Regions from separate parts of the Mus musculus genome. Here region 1 is linked to region 2. The links are chromatin loops, found by intact Hi-C in ENCODE. Cell type or tissue: left cerebral cortex. All regions are shown on one strand. Each heading gives the region's core, and the rest is flanking DNA. Links, peaks and the distances in the headings are about the cores only. Region 1 holds the start of Rfx3 (regulatory factor X, 3 (influences HLA class II expression)). Region 2 has its middle 75 kb from the start of Rfx3.

Region 1 (10,324 bases), core at 1,532-9,531, 77 kb after region 2:
TGAACATAATGATCCCGTGATGTATTCATGCCTTTTTGTATATCAATAGTCTTTCTAACTGTTCAGTTGCATTACAGTTGTCTGACTGTATCACGACTTGTTTGTGCCTCCTCTAGCTGATAGACATCCGACATTTGGATTGTTTCCAGGTATTTGGGTTTAATGGTGCAAATACTGTAATTGATGTTCTGAATTAATTGAGGAACTGTATGCATACATAGTTTTACTTTGGTCTTGAGCAACGGGTAGTCAATTTATGATTCTACTATCATCTTTATGCCCTGGGGTGAGAGTCTAATTTCAAGATATACTTATATAATAGACAGATATCAAGATGGCTGAGTAATTAGACGATTTGTAGTGCTTAATGAAAACACAATTAGAAAGACAAATTTAGCAAAACACTTTTTCTCAGAATCAAAGCATGCTTTCAGTGGGGTACCCCAGAAGACAGTTAGAAAGTGTCTGAATCACTTGGGTCTCTCTTGTCACTTTTGGTATTTATCACATGTCCACTGAATCTCAGATCCAGAAACATCAATTAGCAATCATGATTCAGTAGCAGTGGGCATATCATAAGCACTTAGGAAAACATAGCAGAAAGGAAAACTTCATTTCACATTTGAGAATAAGATTCTGTTGTGTGTCTCAACTGAAGAAAACATGTAGTCTAATGGAAGATTTTAAAGCAGGGCAATTTCTGCTTTGTAAGCTATAGCATACGTTTTCAAAACTCCACTTTTTTTTTTTGAAGCAATGTCATGGGATGTCAGTATTTTATCTTTGCATACATATTTTGCTTTCTTTTACGCATGACGTTGGAATTCTTCATTAGTTCTTGAATATGTGGTAGGTGTCCATAGGAGGAAATATCCTAATCGATGATGTTGAAAATTTACCCTTAATAATATGCTATAGCAATTTGTACAGTATATACATAGGTAATCAGGGCTTCTTTTCTTCAAGTGGTTTAGACACAAATGTGTTCATCTATGCCTCTCACAATCACTACAACCTTACAGTGGAAACAAAGTTTAAAGGAAACAACTAAAATTCACAGAACAACTGAGCATTGTACAGATAACTATGTCTGCATCATTTCTGGAATACAGCAAAAAGCTGTTGCATTGACAATTTATTGCATTGTCAAGGAATGTAAAATACCTTTTTGAATGACGATTATATTTTTCATTGTAAAAAGCAATAGCTGTTAAGACCATGCTGCGTGTTTCCTAAGGCTCCCTAAAAAGTTATTTCTGATCTACCTGTATGATACATATGAAGATACAACCACACAGCTGTAAAAATGAGCTGAAAAGAGTTCCTGTCAGAACTACTGAGTAGCAAAAGGATTTGATATATGTATGCATATATAATCTATCATGCTTTGCATTCTATTGCTTGCATTGTAGCTTGGTGTTTTGAATTAGTATAATGGCAACACTGAAATTTATATATTAACCTTACTAGAACTAAAAGACATACCTCCAATTGTCATAAAAGGGAGAATATCCTGACTTAGTAAGAATTCATGCAAATAAAAGTATGCATCCTGAGAGTATAAAAAGATGGTACCAGAAGCTAGGAATAAAGAAGTCTCTAAATTGCTTGAAACTGACGTTACAATGTTCTAAGCGCAAAGGTCACACTCTTCCTAAAGGACACTGCCTCAAAGTATCTATTTATACCCTTGAGACAGTTTTGCCCAAGCTTCATTATGTGGTTTCCTTTCGTGCAGATTAAAAGCAGTAAATTAAAAGGGTGGGGGGAATAATAGAATGGTGCTCACTGACAGCGGTAAGGAGCAACAGCTGACAGTGGGGAGATGGGGAACCTAACAGACAATAGGGCTGCGCCAGCAAAGCTCTTCAGAGCCTTGAGGTGCCAGTCAGCAGTCCCAAACGTTTTCCTGAGGACTTGATCTGTAAACGTTGCAAAAGGACTATTCCAATCGTGAAGAGTTTTAACTGCTGTTGGGTACCACGGTGTCATTTTTGGCTATCACCACGACCTGTTTTAACTTTAGTCCTTGGCTTGTTTTTTTTTTTTTTTTTTTCTCTTTCTCTTATTAACTACTATATTATAACTTATAACCAAGAATAGAACTCATTATAACTATGAAATTATCAAAGCTTACAGTATTACTGCTAAATCTATTGTTCTAATAGTTGGTTTCTAAAATGTCTTTTACCTAGCATTTCATGGCACAGAGAGGCAAGATAAAATGACGGCTTGTTTTCCCTAAAATGAGAATATTATGTATCCAATAGAACAGGTGTCAGGATTAAATGAGATAATGTATGTAAAACACTTAGCACAAGGTCTGGGGCACAGAAAGAGAGCTCAGCCTTATTTTAACAGGGAACTCATGCTGGCCCAAATCCCTCATGTGCCGGTGCAAAAATTAAGCCTCAAGAGGAGAACTGACTTCTTAAGGCTCTACTTCCAGTATGTTATTGTCTTGGATAAGCTGCTTAGCTGCAAATGTTGGGAGATTTTGGGTATTGGCGGGCCTGGGGGCACGTGCCTGCTGGACTCCAGTATGAGGAGAATTGGACGAATATGCTTGAACCATGAGGTTTCAGAAGCTGTGCCTTATCAACTCGAGTTTGAGGTGCCAGGTTGTGTGCTAATAATGTTCTCCATGGACAGAAGCCGTTCCCGTGTCCAACACAGCTCAAGAACAAGCTACCCCCAGGCTGTTAAGAAACCGATGCCAGCTAATAGGGCGATTGGTCTAGCTGGGATCCATCCCGTCAACTCTGAAAGGGTAGAGCCCCTTAAGGACCTACCGAGGGCTACTCTGAAAGGTCTAACCCACCCCTGTAGGGACCCTCATCCTCGGAAAGCTCGAATTCCCTTCCCCTTGGCACTTCCTCCCGGTCCTGCAGGGTGCTAACTTGGCGTCTCGGTTCCGCAGGGAGGTAGCGGCCGCGCCGAGCGAGATGGGTCACCGTTCGCGCGCCCAGGCTCTCGCTCCCTAAGATGGCGGCGGGAGCACCGCTCACACCCCGCCGCCCGCGCTCCTCAGGACCCCGCGGCCTCGGGAGGCGCGAGAAAGCGGAATTCGATGGAGGGGAGGGCAAAGCCGAGACCCTGGAGGCCCGCGCCGGCCGCAGAGAGTCTGGGAAAGGGATCACCCGCGAGGCATAAACGACCGACCGGGAAACACCACACTGGCGACCACGGAGAGGGAGGGGAGAAAAAAAAAAAAAAAAAAAAAAAACCTGAGCGGGGCGGGGGGAAGAGAGGAGAGAGAGGGGAGGAGCGCAGCACATCCGGGATATTAGCTGGGGCCGCCCAGGAAATGACGTACGCCCCGGGGTGGAGCCCGCTCTTCAAAGTGGGGTCTGCCTCCGCGGTAGCGCGCGTCTCACACAGTGTTGGCTCCGTCGTCACTCCCCCTCCCCTGGCTTCGCGCTTTTCCTCTCGCGGCTGCGGGGCGGCTGGGCACAGAGCTGGCGGCAGAGGCAGGCGGGGCTCCTTTGACGGAAAGTAGCCCTCGCCTCCAGACCCTCAGCTTTCCCCGGCGTCCTCCGTCCCGTTCCTCCAGGCAGACTCGCCCTGACCCCGGGCCCGCCAAGTCTTAAAGCGCACCTCGGGGGAAAAACCGACGTCGGAATCCCGACCGCAGCCCCCCGCCCGGGCTCCGAGCTGTCAGTCACGGCGCCGAAGCCGCTTCTTCCGGCGCTCTCGGGCCCGCCCTCTCCCCTCCTCCCTCCCCCCCGCCCCTCCCCGCGCGAGTGTCTCCCTCTCCCTCGCTCCCTCTCTCTCTCCCTCTCTCTCTCTTTTGTGAGTTATAGCAACCGTTGCCTTGTGAATCAAGCGCCATAGTCACCGTAGTCCTGGCGACTGTTACCCATCAACAACAACTACTCCTCTCCTCCTCCTCCTCCTCTTCCTCCTCCTCCTCCTCCCCACCACCACCATCTCCATCACCCACCAACAACACCACAATAATCCACAGCCAAGGTGAATATTCTTCGGTCTCTCTACATGTGTGTGGGAGCGTGTGTGTCCGTGCGTGTGTTCGTGTGTGCGAGCGAGCGTGGCTGTGCGGGGTCTCCCTCCTGACACCGGCTGCGGCCGCTTGAGGGGCTCGGTCCCGGGGGCTTGTTTACAATGGACCCGCGCGCGGCGGGCTCGGGGGTGTGGGCGCCGCGCGCCTGCCCGCCCGGCCTCGGCGCTCGGGGATGGAGCGGGAGCCGGGGCTGCGGGGCGAGCGGGCTAGGAAGCCGCCGCTGTCCGTCGCGGGTGTTGGAGCGTCCCCCCCAGGTCCGCGGGCGCCCAGGAGGAGGGGCAGGTGGAGAGAAGGGGCTCGCTTTCTCCCTCTCTCTTTCTTTAATTCGCTGCTTTGCAAAGCTGCCTGGTGGCTGCTGCTTTCCAAATCGAAATAGACAGCAGTGAGCAGGGGGGGTCCCCAAAAGGTGCTGCGCTGTGGTGGTTGTTGTTCACTTGCGGGGCCTTGTTGGGGGTTTTGTTATTTTTATCCTGGTACCTCGGTGAACTTTTCCCGAAGCCCGCTCCCTTCGTTTCGGCCCCTCTGTGCCTGCTGCTGAACGGACTGCACTTATTTGACCATCACTGGCCTCACGGGATTCTTTTTTTTTTTTTTTCTTTTAAAACTGTATTTTTCTTTGTGCTGCAAACAGTCTTAATATCCATTCAGCAGTCTTCTCCCCCCTTCCCCCCATTTGCACACACATTGAAACTAGGGGGCCTCTGCTGCTCTTGAGAGATTTTTTTTTTAAGTCTGTTTCTCTGTTTCTCTTCTCTCCTCTTTCCTCTCTTGTCTCTCCTCTGTCTCCTCTCCCTCTCCTCTCTCTCTCTCCCCCCTCCCCTTTTCGGGTTTGTGTGTGTGTGTGTGTGTGTGTGTGTGTGTGCTTGTGATTTAAACCGGATGCAGGGCATCTGTGCTACTTTGGTTAGTGGCTACTGACAGCGCTTTATCCTTCATGTGGAGATGGGAGGGGTAGTCCTGAGGTTCTGTTTCACTTTGATGCACCTCCCTCCCCACAGGAGAGTGTTAACAATTTTCATTGTGGTTTAGACTTTGTCTGTGATGAACAGGAAAAGGATATAAGGAAGCTTTGTGAGAACTCAGTTCACAACGCTATTTGTGACAGTTATGGTACTTTGAGAGTTTTTTTTTTTTTTTTTTTCCTTCTCCCATCTTCATCTCTATTCCTTTCCCTTGGAGAGTTGAAATTGAAGTCAAGTTGTTCATAAAGAATGTATGAAGCTTCTCAACTTGAAACGTGTGTATATTTCACTTTCTTTGTGGCTGTTAAGATCTAGGCATGTGTGTACTTAACATATTCTTTTTTGTTGACTTTTTGGTTTTCTTTGGACAATGATTTAAACCTGTTCAGAAGAAAAAAAAAACTTCCTTTTAAAGTGTTTCTTTAGAGGAAATAGTTGCCCTTGTAGATCTGAATACTTACCAGTTATGAAGTAGTATCGTCTTGATTAGAACCTGGCTTTGCAGATCCTTAATTTGCTCATTTTCAGCATAACAATTAATAGGTTATCAGAAAAAAATTGATGATGATTGTGAGCTAAAACAAATAGATTGTACTATTATAGTGGCACATTGAAATTTCCAATTCATATTTTAAAGTGCTTATTTAAATAATCTTTCCAACAGCAAACATTTATTGATTTAACTGACAGAGCAGCCTGTGAATAATGTGACAGTATTAATTATTCTTGAGATTGTCAATGGAGAGGTTGGGTAATTATAATGCCATTAAGGCTAATATTTTGTAAAACAAGTAAGAGTTGGGGGATTGGGAAAAACCTTACTTTTCAATTCATTTTCGTGTGATTGTTATTTTAAATGAAGCTGAGATTTGATTCTGAAAGAAGTCTGTTTGGATCTCTCAGCATTCTTTATATTTATTCATCCATTCCCAACCTGTCTTTGCAATTTTCAAATACTAACTTTTATTTTTTCTTTTCTTCTCATTTTCTTTTTTCTTTTCATCTTTCTTTTCTTTTTCTTCTTTTCCTCTTTTTTGTTCAGATGAGTGTCAAACGCCTGAACACTTTTCGATGGTAAAGCTCCTGGGTCTGAAGTTAAAAGGAGTTTTGCTGTCTTGGGACAGTTTTAGATCTTAATGGCATTCACATATGTTTCAGCTGAGTAGATTGTATATATTAAAATGTCTTAGATTAATATTTTATTTGTCGTGTCCAAGAGTGTTTAAGAGTCATTTCACTCATCAAGCATGTGTTTAATTTAGTTTTTTCCATTCACAAGTTAATTTGAGAGCAAATGTGGCATTGCATTATGTTAAGTAGCCTGTCCATTTAAAGCAAATCTTTGTGTTTTAAGAGTTGATATTAGAGATGCTTTAAAATAAAATAGTTTAGTGGATTGATTAACTTAGAGTTATAACAATTTATCTTTAAAATTAAATACAAATTTAAGTACCATTTAGTTCGACTTTTTTTTTCTGTGCTATTTTTCCTAGGAGGGACTGTACTATGCATTGACATTCTTTGTTTTCAGTGTTTTAGACTAACAGAAATCTGTGAACATAATCATGCTTTGAAATTAAACATGTGAAATAATGTTTTGAGTAGCTGAATATTTGTAGCTCAGAGTATGCCATGATGCCTATCTCTGTCTTTTTAAATTATATCCAGTGTACAAAATTCACATATATGATTGTCTATTACACAATTCTATTAAACTGTATAGAGAATAGGTATAGTAAATTTATATGTGTATAAGAAATTAATGCATTCCTAGTAGCTCTCCATTATTTCACAGTGCTCCCATGGTGTGAGAGTCTTATGCCTAATGTCTAAAATATTGCATTATTTATCCAATATTCAAATAATCTTGTATCCTGTGGAGATACTCACAGGTTTATAGCTTATAAGTGAAATAGTGAGAAATCTTTTTTAAAAACTTACAAGTTAATTGAGGCACTTTTTTTTTAGCAATTGAAAAGCAAAAAAATTCAGGTTGCACATTAAGCTTAGAAGGATGGATAATGATATCAGATATGTGGGAAGAGTTAATTTTTTACCTAAATAGTCTAGTAGTATGACTTAGTGATCCTTTTAGTGAGACTATATTATAAGAAACAAGAATAAGAAATACATCAACTTTTAAATTATGAAGTTTGCTAACCTGTTTTTATGTTGAGCGTTTGGTTAAGTGTCCTCTATTCATTTGCAGTTACATTAAAAATAGTTAGCCCTACTGAATCATTTGCCTTAACTCTTTAATTCTTCTGGTATATATTCCCAGTTGTCATCACAAAATAGAATTTAAATTCTTTTCTGTTCACAGATGCATAGTGTTCCCTTATTTTGGAAAACCAAGATTAAGTGGATTTGACTAAATTTAGCTTGTTAGAGACAGGTGGCTGCTTGAAACAGGTGTCAGTCTCCCTTTTCCTGCATTGTCTTGGAACTTGCAGAAGTTCACAGAGCTGTCTAAAGCAGGTGGCATTTTACAGAGTTAGTTGTATCATCCTTTTATTATTTTCACAGGAAGAGGGTTCTTTTTACATGCAAAAGTTGAACATTGCTAGCCTTTGAAGTGCTCTATGTTTTAACCTAAATCACTAGTTCAAACTGTATAAATGATAGATTCATTTGCTAAACACCTATCTATCCATTCTTATAAATAATGCCAAACTGCCTTTGAATTCAGAAAAAGTATAGCAGCATAACAGTTTACACACACACACACACACACACACACACACACAGGTTCTATTTTGTGATGACAACTGGGAAACAGGTGTGTGTGTGTGTGTGTGTGTGTGTGTATGCGGGTTTAAATAAAATGAAATTTAGCTTACATAATAAATAATATATTAAACTTTGTCATTCCATACCTCAAGGATTTTTTTATAGCATTATCATGTTATAATTGGAAAAATGAATTATTTGCATTTTAAAACTGAAACAAATTTTTCTGACATTCAGTTGCTATAAAATAGTGATATTTTAAAGTGAAAATTGTTTTTGTTTATACATGTTAAATATATGAACTGGAATAAATTCAGAAAGAATCACCCTATTGATTTCTAAGGTTTATTTTTGACTTAAAATTTTATCCCTTTATTTGTGGGACTTTTATATATCTTATAATAGATACACCAGAGGGTGCTGTGCTGTTTGCAATGTAAGATTATTTTCACTAAAACGTGAATTGATTGGAACTGTTACGTAAAGAAAATTTTAGTTATTTATTGCATATAAGCATCTCAGTTACTTCTGTAAAGTTTAACATTTAATATACTGCTTGCCTTGGTAGTTTTTTTGGGAAAGTCTGTCTATATAGAGAGAATATGTGTAATAATATGTAACAAATCAGATCCAGTAATGAACTATAGAACCGATCCCTGAGAACATAGCCTTGGTCCAGTCTAATGTTAGCACTTTGTTGTATACATTGGTCAAATGAAGATATTTCACTTTTATGCTCTGGAACTGTGGTTGCTGGGAGCTGAACCTGTGTCCTTTGCAAGAGCTACAAATGGTCTTAACGCTGAGCTCTCTCTCCCACCCTGTGACTCTTTTTCAGTTCCATTTTCCATCTTTTGAGTGGTTTCTTCCTGTTTAAATATAATTTTAAGTAGCAAATGCTCTGACAAATTTTAAAACTTAAGTATTTTCTTCAAGGATGCTTGGGAAAGGATAGGTTCAGTGTAAAAACTTAAGTCTAGGTAATGATACACTATTCTCCCAACTCAGCTACAATGGTTAATTGTTCTAGTTTTGAAAAGTAACTATAAGCTGAAACAATTTGTATGCAGGAACACCTTGATCCCAGAACTTCAAAAGAGAGTAGCACCCCCCCCCCCACAAACACATATGGGTCTCACTACAATAGTTAAGTCATTTTTCTTTAAAAGATAAAATTCTATGTAGTTTGTCATTTTATGCCACTGAGGTTTTAATGTATTTGTGGATGTATTAAAATGCTTTGTACTTGAAGTCTAGATTTCACATCAAAGTATATGTAGTGAAAGTTGAGAAAGTAATTTGTATTAGAGTATTAATAAGTGAATGGGACACCCTGTTACAGGCTAAGTGTATGTACCGGCTTTAGTCAGAGTTCAGTTAATCTTATTAACTGTGTGACTGTGGACGTTAGCTGCTTTCAGTGAGACTCAGTTTTCTCATCTGAATAGTCAAGACTCAATCTGCCTATCTTCTGACATCTATGCAACTTCAAAGAGATAAATTCATGTACTGTATATTGTGAAGTCTTTAGAATGCATGTTTAATGCCTGTTGGGTGTTTCAATGAGGAATTGTTGAGAATTCTCTACACGATGTTTCCAAAATAGTTTTTTTCCAAAAAAATTTCCTACTTTTGTTACTTAAGAATCATTTTGATATGACCATCTAGCCATCCCTTTGTTATAGGACTTAAGTTTTGTAATATTTCCCCCTAATCTGCTGTCATTAAATATTTAATCTCTTTTACTCATTAAAAAAATCAAAACCAAGATATCAACAGAGGCTTGGATTACCATTTGATAATCAGTTTTTTTTTAAACCATCCTAATGCTATTCCAAAGCTATGTCTTAGTTTTACACCATGGGCTTATAATGGGCTCCTTTTACTGGGTTTACATGACTTTTCTGGCCTAGGGATTTTTGTATTAAGAAATAATGTTGTAACATTTCATTATCTCCTATTCTTCCATTGTTGGTTTCATTGTTCCATTTATATCTTCTCTTCACATGCTACACATGAATGTATTTGAAAACATTTGGAGCTCTTTTTGCCAACTTAATGCTACATACCATCTTTAAATGTAATGACAGTAAATAATAGACTGTTTTAAAACATGAATTCATTAGCAGTTATTCTACAATTTTATATCTTACTGCTCAGCACCCAAGGAGAGTAAGACTACCACTGATACACTTATTTGGCATTGATGAATAATTTGCTAACAGTACTTAAGTTGTAACTTTGTAATATTACCCAGGTAACTTAAAATATGAAGTCTTACACAAGAAAATCCCATCTTTTGATCTTTTTAGATGTTAAAAAGTTTCAAATAACATTTTCAAGTTGGCTGTCCTATGTAGCATTGTTGTTTGATAGTTTTGACTAATAAAGTGATTTCTCATTTTAGAGTGATTTAGTTATAATCTTAAATAAAAACATGATTTATTTCTTTTCTGTGTAGTCCAGGCCAGCCCCCAATTCATGACTCTCTTGCCTCAGTTTCCTGGATGTGGGGATGGTACTTGTGCCTTGCCACTGTGCTCAGTTCAGATGTGATAGATTTTTCAAAGGAACCTTGGAAGAAAGCTAGGAAGTGTGACTTAAATGAAAA
Region 2 (10,324 bases), core at 745-8,744:
TTTAGCTCCTTGGGTACTTTCTCTAGCTCCTCCATTGGGAGCCCTGTGATCCATCCAATAGCTGACTGTGAGCATCCACTTCTGTGTTTGCTAGGCCCCGGCATAGTCTCACAAGAGACAGCTACATCTGGGTCCTTTCGATAAAATCTTGCTAGTGGTTAGCAGTTTTCCTTAAAGGAGTCATGGGACTAAGTTTATCAGTATCAATGAGAAACCTGTTGGAAGTGCAGAGCCCTGGGTTCCTTAGACTTCCTGAATAAAGTCCTGGGAGCCAGAGCCAGCAAGCTGCTTTGACTCCTGTTTTGCCTTCGTCCTGTCAGGTGCCATCAGGTCGTTGTGAAGCATGCTGGAGTATTAGTCTTGGTGGTGATTCTCCAACCTCAGCTTAACTCCTAACTTGGCCTGTGCCTGGGTAAAATGTACCCCTCACCCCCCCACCCCCCCACTCCGACTCCGCACCTTAGTTTTCAGCTCCCCTTTCTCAGTTTTCCTTGCCTCCACCCCTATCACTTAGGCAACAAGGTGAGCCTATGGGGAGACGTAGCCTCTATTTCAGCGGGATGCCTCATAGCCACAAAGGATTCTCTTGGGACCCCTATGGTTTGTAGTTCATTGTGTGAATTCTCTGAACTGGCCCTTACAGGAAAAACCATAAGCAGAGAGACTGGGTCCCAAACCATGGGCCAGAAACTTAGGAGGAAAGATTGTAGGGTCCTTTGTTCCCAGCCACTCTGTTGCCTTCTGGCACGTTTGCCCCATCACCCTCTCTCCTCAGCGCCAAGGTTCACAGGAGTAAGGAACTGGGGAACTACTGTGGAAAACTACTGGGCAGCAGCACCCAGGTTAGTTCCTGTTGTTACCAGGTGCTCTTGAGAAAGCGTTGTTTCTCCTTCCCCGGTCCTTGTATTTCCAGCCTTGGTGGAGAGACTGACCCTTCACTGTAAGTGTGTGCCAGCCACCTTTCCTTTCTATTCTAAGAGGGATGCTGCGGGCCTCTTCAGGTTGTAAATAACAGAAACTGCAAACTCAGGACGCTGGCAATCGGATTCACCAGTAACAGATAGAGGGCCGCAGGAAGCCAGGCTCGGAACTGAACAGGGCTGAAACGCTGTTGGGCTTTTTTCTGCCACTGGTTGTCATTGCCACTGCTCTGTCTACCTTGTTCTTTCTACCTTTTACCTGGAAGAGAACATGACCACAGGCAGCTGTAAGGCAGAAACCCCTGACTGAGCAAGAAGACAGGATCTTTCCTCTTCTGTGTGGGCGTTAAATCCCAGGGCAGCACTCTGATTGGACCAGGGAGATAGGAGAGGTCTGGGTCATGTGACCACTTCTGAAGAACAGGTTGTTGGTAACTTTAGGAGTGTGTGGTGTGCCACTAGATGACAACACCTGGGTACGCTAGCTTGTCAACCTTGTTAGCAAGGCTGACAGAGCAAGCTGAGACTCCCACAGACATCATCTCAGTTTAGTGAGTTCTGATGTATAAGGTCTGGGAGGATGCTCGTGTGCTGATAACGTTTTCCACCTCCAATAGGCCTTACAATATGGCCACATAAAAATAGTGTAAAGATGTCTTTCTCAGCACAAAACCTGAGCCGTAAATAAGAATGTTTTCCCCCTGCTGGCTGAATCCAATCAGAAATGTAGCTTATCCTTTTATCCACGAGCAAACCCTGGATGGGCAGGCAGCATCTGAATTGGAAGAGGCACAGACACATGCCTGCCCTCAGGGATCGCCTTGTCCAGGAATTAAGAGTCAAGCAGGCTGGCAGTGCTTTCCATGAGTCCTCATGGCAACTGCCATCAAGGCCAAGACAGCTGAACTGGTGTATGGGAGCTGTACGTGGCTGCCCTCAGAAATGCACAGTAGTACTCAGATAATGTCTATGCTGGTTAAAATACCGCTGTCTCATCTCTGTTCCTTAGATCCTAAATAGCTGGTGTTTCTTCTAAGCTACTCATAAAAAGAGACTAAATCTTCTTAAAACAACACACATATGGATGAGTAGTTCAGTATCTATGGCTGAGTGATGTGATATCTGAAGTGACGAGCCCTCCCTAAGAGCCACGGTTGCAGCAACTTAGGAAGTCATATATTGTTACAGATTATAAGTTTGTTTAGAGCATGTCAGAGAAGCAGAACACTATTCACAAGATTAAAACAAGCTATAGATTGCAGTTTCATCGTAAAACCCTTGGTCTGACTTGTACATCTTATCGATAATTTTTAAAACTGTATTTCCGCTGAGAGATTATAAAAGAAACAGCACCATTCAATTTCTTTATGCTTTGCATCCTTTCAGAGACGCTCAACATAAAAAGCCAGCAGGTGCGGCTGACTCCCTTAGCAGGCCTGATAGAACATCTCTCCTGAAAGAACTTTCAATTACAGACCGTCTCTCCAGCCTCCTGTTCTAGGCTCCCTACAGACAGCATCAGAATCGTACATGAAGATGCAGGGCCTCGAGACTTTACAGTGTGCTGTCACAGGTCACGGAGGAGGAGAGAAAAGAGACTGCAATCTCTTCTGTTTCATTTTTGTTTGTTTGTTTGTTTGCTTCGTTCTGTTTCCTTTTGCCTTTCCTTCCAGTTTTACATTTCTTTTCAATTAACAAAGAAGGCGCCATCATTCAAGAGCAAACCGTGACAGGATGTGCTAATTCATTTGTTCCCAGTATGCTTTGTACCAATCCCCTCAACCCTTTTAGAAAGTGTCTCTCCTCTACCACTGAGCTCAGCGCGATACCAGATCAGAGGAAGGGCACACACACGCCAACAGGAGAATGGAAATCATGAGAGGTTCGGGGTGTAGCTCAGCAGTTCGGTGGCTTTGCAGTGTGTATGGAGCCCTGAGTTCCATCCCCAGCAGCAACGGAAAAGGGAGTACAGAATTATAAAATACCTTGGACTGTTTCCTTCCAATTCTTTTTTGGTAGTTGTCATTCTTTTGGCAAGTAGATTTGCACACAGAAAAGATTACTTTTTAGTGGCGCCTTTTCCGCTACCCACTGAGTCTGATAACTTCTCTAAAATTTTCATGAGGGTGTCTGATTGCCACTTTGCAGCCGGGAATGACAATTAAAAAAAAATCCTCTTTTAATTCAATACGTTTGATATGCACATAATTCCTTCAGTGTGAAACCTTGCTTAAAGTCGTCTTCCATTTGCCATTTCTAAAGGAGGGGTGAGAAGGGGAGTGATTGAATACATATCTTATAAGGACCTGGCACGTGGTACCATGTGACAGCAGATGGCATGTGAAAGCCGTTGTGGGGAATACGGCCCCTGTTAAACAGGCTGTGAATGTGCAAGGTTGTGCGTGTCTCCTCAGAGTGCCACTCAAGTCACCCTGGCATCTGCAGGAGAGTAAACAGCCTCTTGTTCACTTTCGTAACCAAAGCTAATGTGAGCAACCTCAGGAAAGTCATGGAACCAGCAGGTACAATGACTGGGTAGATGCGACAGCCAGAGCTGGGAACATTCACTCCATTGGGGCACTGGGCTGGGACAGGCCCTGGGTCTTTGGAATGTATCAGACTATTCAATAGCAAGGCACAAACAAGTGCCATTGCAGAGGCTGCAAGTGGAGAGGGAGAAAGAACACAAAGCTCGCCATTTGGGAGTAAAATTCCTCTTTGTCTCCCTGCCCCCTGATTGGGGACCAAAGAGGGCCTGGACTCTGTGCAAACGGAACCCCCATCCAAGGTCCTTAAACCCTTTGCTTCAGCTAAGAATTTCATGCTCCTCTCTTGATTCACACCAAGGCAAAGCTAAATTTTGCTCTGCGATACACATCCAAGGCAGCATGCTAATGAGAATTATTATTAAGCAATGTAGAGTTGGCACCAGCTCCAGCAATCTGCTCAGCAGCAAAAGCAAGCAGGGCAGAGGCAGAAAAGAGTCAGAAAAGCAGCTTTGTGGAATGCTCTTCTGGACCTGATTAGTTTTGGTCACTTTCAACACCAGGCAAAGCCAAGTGTTATTGTAAGTTTCACAGTCACGGCTCTGTCCCTCTGGCTCTAATGTAGCTGGCCTCTTTTAAAGGGGGCTCCTCGATTTTACTGCAGCTTTAAAGACACTCCACACTGCACCACAAAACCGTGTTTCTGCAAATTCAATGAGCAAGGTATAAGAAGGAATACTTTGCTCTACATTTTAGGATTTCTCTTATCCAAACAGGCCCATGTAGCTCTCCGCATGGGAATGGCATCTCAGAGCTCTTCTCCCTGGAATGCCTTTCAGAGTGGGCCACCAACCAATGCCTAGCAAAGGAGGGAATTAGCCTCCAAGTAGTTAGACCAGCCCTGGGGGAAGAGGGTAAAGCACAAGGCAAAAAGGACATTTACAAAACCAGCTCATTGGTAACGGGACTTGGTCAGGGCTCGGGAGCCGCTCGGTTGGGAAAGTGCTTGCAAGCAGGAGGACCCAAGTTGAGAACACACACGAGCAAAGGCTGCACATGGCTGCACACGCTTGTAATCCCAGCGTGGGACATACTAGACAGCCAGCTAAGCTGAATTAGGGATCTTCAGGTCCTAGAGAGAGACTCTGCCTAAAGATATATAAATAAATACATGTTTAAAGAAAAATGTGCAACTGGCTCTGAGGAATAACATCTGAGGTTGTTGACCTGTCTCTGGCCTCCACAAACCTGCATGCACATATACAAACGTATGTGTGCTTTCATGCACATACACAGAAGAAAGCTATGCAGGTAATCACTGACATATATGTTATTAAGGTTGGCAGCCGACCACAGCCATTCCATTTCTGTCTTCCTCATAGGCTTGCACAGGCTAATGGGCACTAAGATGTTCTGTAAGTACCTCAGACAGAGTGAATTACAGATCGTTGCCACTGTGTCTTCTTTTTGTCTTTCTGTATTTTCTAACAGTTAAGCGACCTGGAGGTTATTCATTGCTTCTCAGCCCTGTCATTACTTCATGTTGCATAGGGTCTCCCTCTCTTCCTGCTGCGACCTCATTTCGGGTCTACACTGTGACGCCGACCTCATCTTAAGTAGCTATTCCTTACCGATGCCATCGTTCAAGTCTACTGCCATGATGTAGTTGCTGCCTTCCTTGAAGCTGCATCCCATGGCCCCAACTTAAAATGACACTCAAGCTCTCCACAATCTGTCACAAACCAGTCCAGACTCAAATCTAGCTGTGCCCCAGTGAATATACCACCACACGCCAGCCACACAGAGCCACCTGCGTTTCTACAGAGGAGCTGAGACTTTCTTTTCACCTGGTATAGCCTCTGTCTGGGATACTTGATGTTCATTGGTCAGAACTTCCTCGGTCTGGGATACTTGGCGTTCATTGGTCAGACTGCTGGCTTCATAGTCCCGAGGTGCTTTCCACCTCCATTTCCTCTATAAAGCCTCTCTAACTTGCATGCCTCTGTGATACCACCCATCCTCTCATCCCTGCCTCTCATCATATCTGCCTTCCAGCTAATTCTATTTTTTTTTAATGACAGCATAGGATTCCACTTGATGGATAAATGCTAATTTGTTCAACAAAGATATCGATTGGCCTTTGGTATCTCAAATCTTTTAGGTCATCCTTGAGGTCCCAGTATTTCTTTGTAGAAGACGATCATATTGTCGTAAATCTCCAACTTAAATAAGCCTGTGCAAGGCCGGCGTGGTGGCGCATGCCTTTAATCCCAGCACTCGGGAGGCAGAGGCAGGCGGATTTCTGAGTTCGAGGCCAGCTTGGTTTACAGAGTGAATTCCAGGACAACCAGGGCTACACAGAGAAACCCTGTCTCGAAAAACAAAACAAAAAACAAAAAAAGAAAAGAAAACACAACTCAATTAATATGAATACATGCTGTGCTCCTAGATTAGGCAGATCAACCACTACACTCTTATATTCCCCAGCTATGAGATCCCTTATAACTTACGGTTTCTCCAGGCCACGTGCTTCTGTTCCATTTTCCTTCCACCTCCTCCTCTTCAGTCTTTCTCTCTTTCCTCCCCTCTGCCTCCCTGCCCCACCCCTTGCTCCCTCTCCTCTCCCTAAAACTTTTTGGCTCTACCTTCCCTTCCGCTGCCCAATTGCCGGTTTTAGCCTTTATTTTGCAAGTAAAAATGGGGAGAAGGTTCACATGGAGTCACCTGGGTATATGAGTCACTCTTCCTCCAAGGCTTCTCCCCTCCTGGAGAAGCAGAATTAGCATCGAAATACAAACAGCACCAAGGCACACCACAACACTATTATCTTTTTTAAAATATATCTTTATAAAGACGTCTTTAATATCTTTGTAAATATATCCTTATAAAGATATCTCTAATATCTTTGTAAAAAGGCTACAACCTTTTAAAATATCTTCTGTGTAGCTAGACAGATCTCACACTAAATATTATGATAATGCTCATGGAAATCCTATAGAGATTAATATAAACTATAGCAATTAGTACTGAATAGCTATTATGTATGTCAACTACTTAATGCAAAGCCCCTAAGTTCACATTTTACAAAGAAATAGGATTAGAGGTGTTAGTGATACATTCCAAGGCTACCCAACTATAAACTTTTAGAATGTGATTCTAATTTTGCCCAAGTGGCTCTTACTTAACATCTTCCTTATGTTAACTTACATTTTTTACTTTATATCATTACCACTAATAGAAATTCAGAGCAGCTTGCCATAAATTCAAAATCAGAACAAAAATAAATGGGAAACTACTGAAGTTTAGAGTCTGCAAAGGTGCCCCCTTCTAAATACTTTGTGTATAGAAAATGTATAGAGCACTCTTGGAAATACTGAACTATAGGATAACTCAGTATCCAAATAATAGTTATCTAAAAAAGTTTTACAACTCTAAAACTAGGGTCTACCCTTGTGAACTGTAATTAAAATGACACATAATGAAATTGGTGTTTCACCTGCCTACTGGGAATATAAGCAAATATAATGGCAGATGGTTTATATTTCCTTCTTCCCTGTCTCACCAACTCTCCACTCCCCTGGGTAGGTTAAAAAAAAAAAAAAAAAAAAAAGGAAAAGATCCCAGGCCATTCTTCCTGTTCAGTGGATGACGTCAGACTCTATATGGAAAAGGAAGGCAAAAATAAAGTAGAAACAGGAAGGTCAAGGGGCAGAGGGAAAAGTGGCCTGGGATTTACAAAGATTGCCTGAAGATAGGACAGATTTTGCAAGTGTCCATTTAAAGATTTGGTCCTAGGCTTGAATCTTTGGAAAACAGTCTTCAGGAAGAGATAGAACAAACTGCTGTGCCCTCCATAGATAGCATCTCCCATTGCCTTTCATCTGGTCACTGACCGAAAACCCATATCCTGAGCCCAGCCCAATTCTGAGCATAAACCATTGTGAATATAACTCCCAAATCAGCCTTCCACACAGTGCCCGAGACTAGCAATGTATACTTTGATGTGCTTGCCATTTTCTGTCACATCATTTGACACTAGAAAACAAATCTAGTTTATAAGACAGTTATATGATGTATCAGACATATGGTTTGCAAATAGGGTATGATTGTTTTTATAAACAATATTCTGTGTTACAACTAAATTGTGTTTCTATTAGCTTCTGGATAACCACATAAAACAAGTAGGCATTAGACAAATTAGCAAATTATATAAGTTAAAGTTGTGACATTTTACAAATCAATTGAACAACACCCACTGATGACCTACAATATTATACATCAGGGCCCATGCTGGTATGATTGACTGAAATGAGAAACCTTGCAGAATTATCATGAATGATTTAAAATTATAACATGTTCAGCTTCCATTCTCCTCATTTTCCTTGGTAAGTGTACTTTGGGCTGACACTGTAGAATTATATTTACCTGTCTCTTATGTGTAATGTGGCAATAGTTTTAGATTTTTGCTAAGAGGTCAGTAATGATGTCTGTACCGATTTCTGAGTTTCTTAAGGAAAGGAGACATTCTTTTTATTCCCACTTTTTCTTCCTTCCTTCCCTCCCTCCCTCCCTCCCTCCCTCCCTCCCTCCCTCCCTCCCTCCCTCCCTCCCTCCCTTCCTCCCTTCCTTCCTATCTCTTTGAACCTATCTTTGGTAGTTTGGTGATAGAGGCTGCATGTAGCTGAGCCATGAATAGAAGGGACCTGTGTCATAAGCTGTGGAATACACGCTGACCTCTGTTTACTTACTTCTAGACTTACAATTCAGAGTTAAGTGAGCACGTAACAAAATCATCCCATTTGATGGGGTCTGGAGGCTCTTTCTGTCAGTTGGATTTGAAGCAAATTATAATAATATATGACATTTCTTATATTTCAAGGCAAGATGCTACAAGTATAAATTTTGCTGTCAACAAGCCAGATTGTTTCAGTGAACTTTAAATCGAAATATAATGGTATGTGATAGTTAATCAAACATGTTAAGGACAGTAGATTTCATCTTCTCTTTGAACTTTTCTCGAGTTTATTAGCTTAAGAAGTGTGTTTACTTATGGGAGACATCAAAACAAAATGGACCTATTGTTTCTCAATCAAGGTTCACCTCCCAATAGTTCAGTGACAACTTCCTAATGCCAACAAGTTGGTTTTCCATGCAATATTCTTCCTACAGTATTCCTAATGCTAAGGATTGATATGAAGCATGCTGGAAATAAATACCACAATAGATGACACATTCTGATAAGTTATAAATATATTAAAAATTATTTCAACTGGTTAGATAGTTGTCAGGAGGTGAGGCAGGACTGGTAAGTGGCTCAGTAGGTAAAGGTTCTTGTCACCAAAGCCAACAACTTGACTTTGATTCCTGGAGCCCACATGGTAGAGAACCAATGCAAGCAAGGTGTCTTCTGATTACTATATATGCACCATCGTGTGCATGCACATGCATGCACACTTACAAACAATCATAGAGATGAATAATAAAATGAAGCAAATTTTAAAGAAGTATGACAGCAGGAAGAGATACATAAGATGTGAGTTCCATTACAAAATCATAGGAGGAAATGAGCACCGTTAATGCTATAATCACATAGTTGAGTTCCTTAGGGTTTTTATATTAAGCACTTATCAAATGAGATCGGGCACGTTCAGGGTGGTATGGCCATAGACTAATCACTTATCAGATGTGTGGTTTGTGAACTAGTGTCTCCTGTTGTGTGTTCCCCTGCAGGTGTCTCCTCATGGTTGTCCTGTTTCTCTGCTCAGTGTGTGTTCTCACACAGACAAGAAGCCTAGTCTCCTGTAACCATTAGAGCCTCAGCTTACTAAGACACGAATGCAACAAATGTGCTGTTGGGTGACTCTTCTAGAGGAAACATAGAGAAATCTAAGTCACCCTAAATACAGACAGCACTGAGAGAGAGAGAGAGAGAGAGAGAGAGAGAGAGAGAGAGAGAGAGAGAGAGAGAGAGATTCTGTTTAAGTATGTCTGGGTGAGCCTGTCAGGTTCTGGGGTATGAATGGCTCCAAGCAGCTGCAGTGGAGAAGTGTCATGTCTTAAACAGCAGCAACTGCAGTGTCAGGGGGATGGGAGATGCATAGAGAAGTTCTCCCGAAGAGGTTCTCCTTATGTCTACTGGTCCTCATGCATATCCTGATACCATGAGGAACACAAGTGGGTCATGACAGCTGCTTGGCTTTAAGACCATGATAATGGTACTCCATCGGGAGGAAGCGGCTACTCTGAGCTAGCCCCATGGTTGCTTTGAGCTCCTGCATTTGCATATATCTTAGGTCTGGACCACCCTGTGCTCATGGGATACCCAGAACGTGATGTAAAACTGAGGTGGAGAAGGGCAGCACACTTTGTTGGGTCCTACGCTCATACTCTATGGTCCCATTGGGCTTCACCGACATAGAAAAACACACACAAGAATTTTACACAGGAAGAACAAAGCATTGAACCGAGTGAAGAACCCTTTTAGGCACATGAAATTGCATATGCTGTACATCCAGGAAGATGGCTTGTAGGGCAATGAAGGCACAGTAGTCACTGGCACTTTCTCTGACCTACCCATTCATGCAGCCTATAGGGAGGCCTTTCCAGACGGAAACCTCAAGCTGATGCTCCCCTGCATAATTTCTTCCTCTCTACCCTCTGAACAGCTCTCCCTATTTCCCCAGTTTGTGCAGACCTCCATACAGCGTCCTCTGGAATCCTGAAAGAAGCATGTTCTATTGTTGGCAAGTTACAGGGTATCTCTTAACTGTTCATTGAAAGGAAACAAGAGGAGGTTTACCTCCACACGGAGGGATGAGGATGACTGGGTGCCCCAATTTCAAGGCAGTGCCACTGTTTAGAGAGCTTCAGAATATTTTCTGTTCAATTTCCCAGCCCATCAGTGAGACAAGCATCCCA

What was found. A loop is a pair of places that touch in the nucleus more often than their neighbours do. Peaks named below come from ENCODE experiments on the same cell type or tissue, not always from the same donor. Only the 100,000 strongest peaks of a DNase experiment are listed, where the experiment ranks them.
Region 1: it touches region 2 in a loop (2.3-fold over the local background); 6 of 42 quality-filtered maps call a loop at or near these places.

The regions. Positions count from the first base shown.
Region 1 is chr19:28,004,620-28,014,943 of GRCm38, reverse strand. It overlaps Rfx3 (regulatory factor X, 3 (influences HLA class II expression)), which reads left to right and starts at 3,778. Exons shown (of 17, transcript NM_011265.3): 1 at 3,778-3,972. In left cerebral cortex, for the core only: a CTCF peak has its summit at 8,117 (motif pointing right); DNase peaks (open chromatin) are centred at 3,696, 4,084, 4,318, 4,940 and 3 more places; H3K4me3 peaks cover 5,386 bases; H3K27ac peaks cover 2,786 bases.
Region 2 is chr19:28,081,325-28,091,648 of GRCm38, reverse strand. No RefSeq gene overlaps it. Among named protein-coding and RNA genes, the nearest start is that of Rfx3, 75 kb to the right of the region's middle. In left cerebral cortex, for the core only: no CTCF peak of the experiment used is centred there; DNase peaks (open chromatin) are centred at 3,574, 3,816 and 4,231; H3K27ac peaks cover 1,469 bases.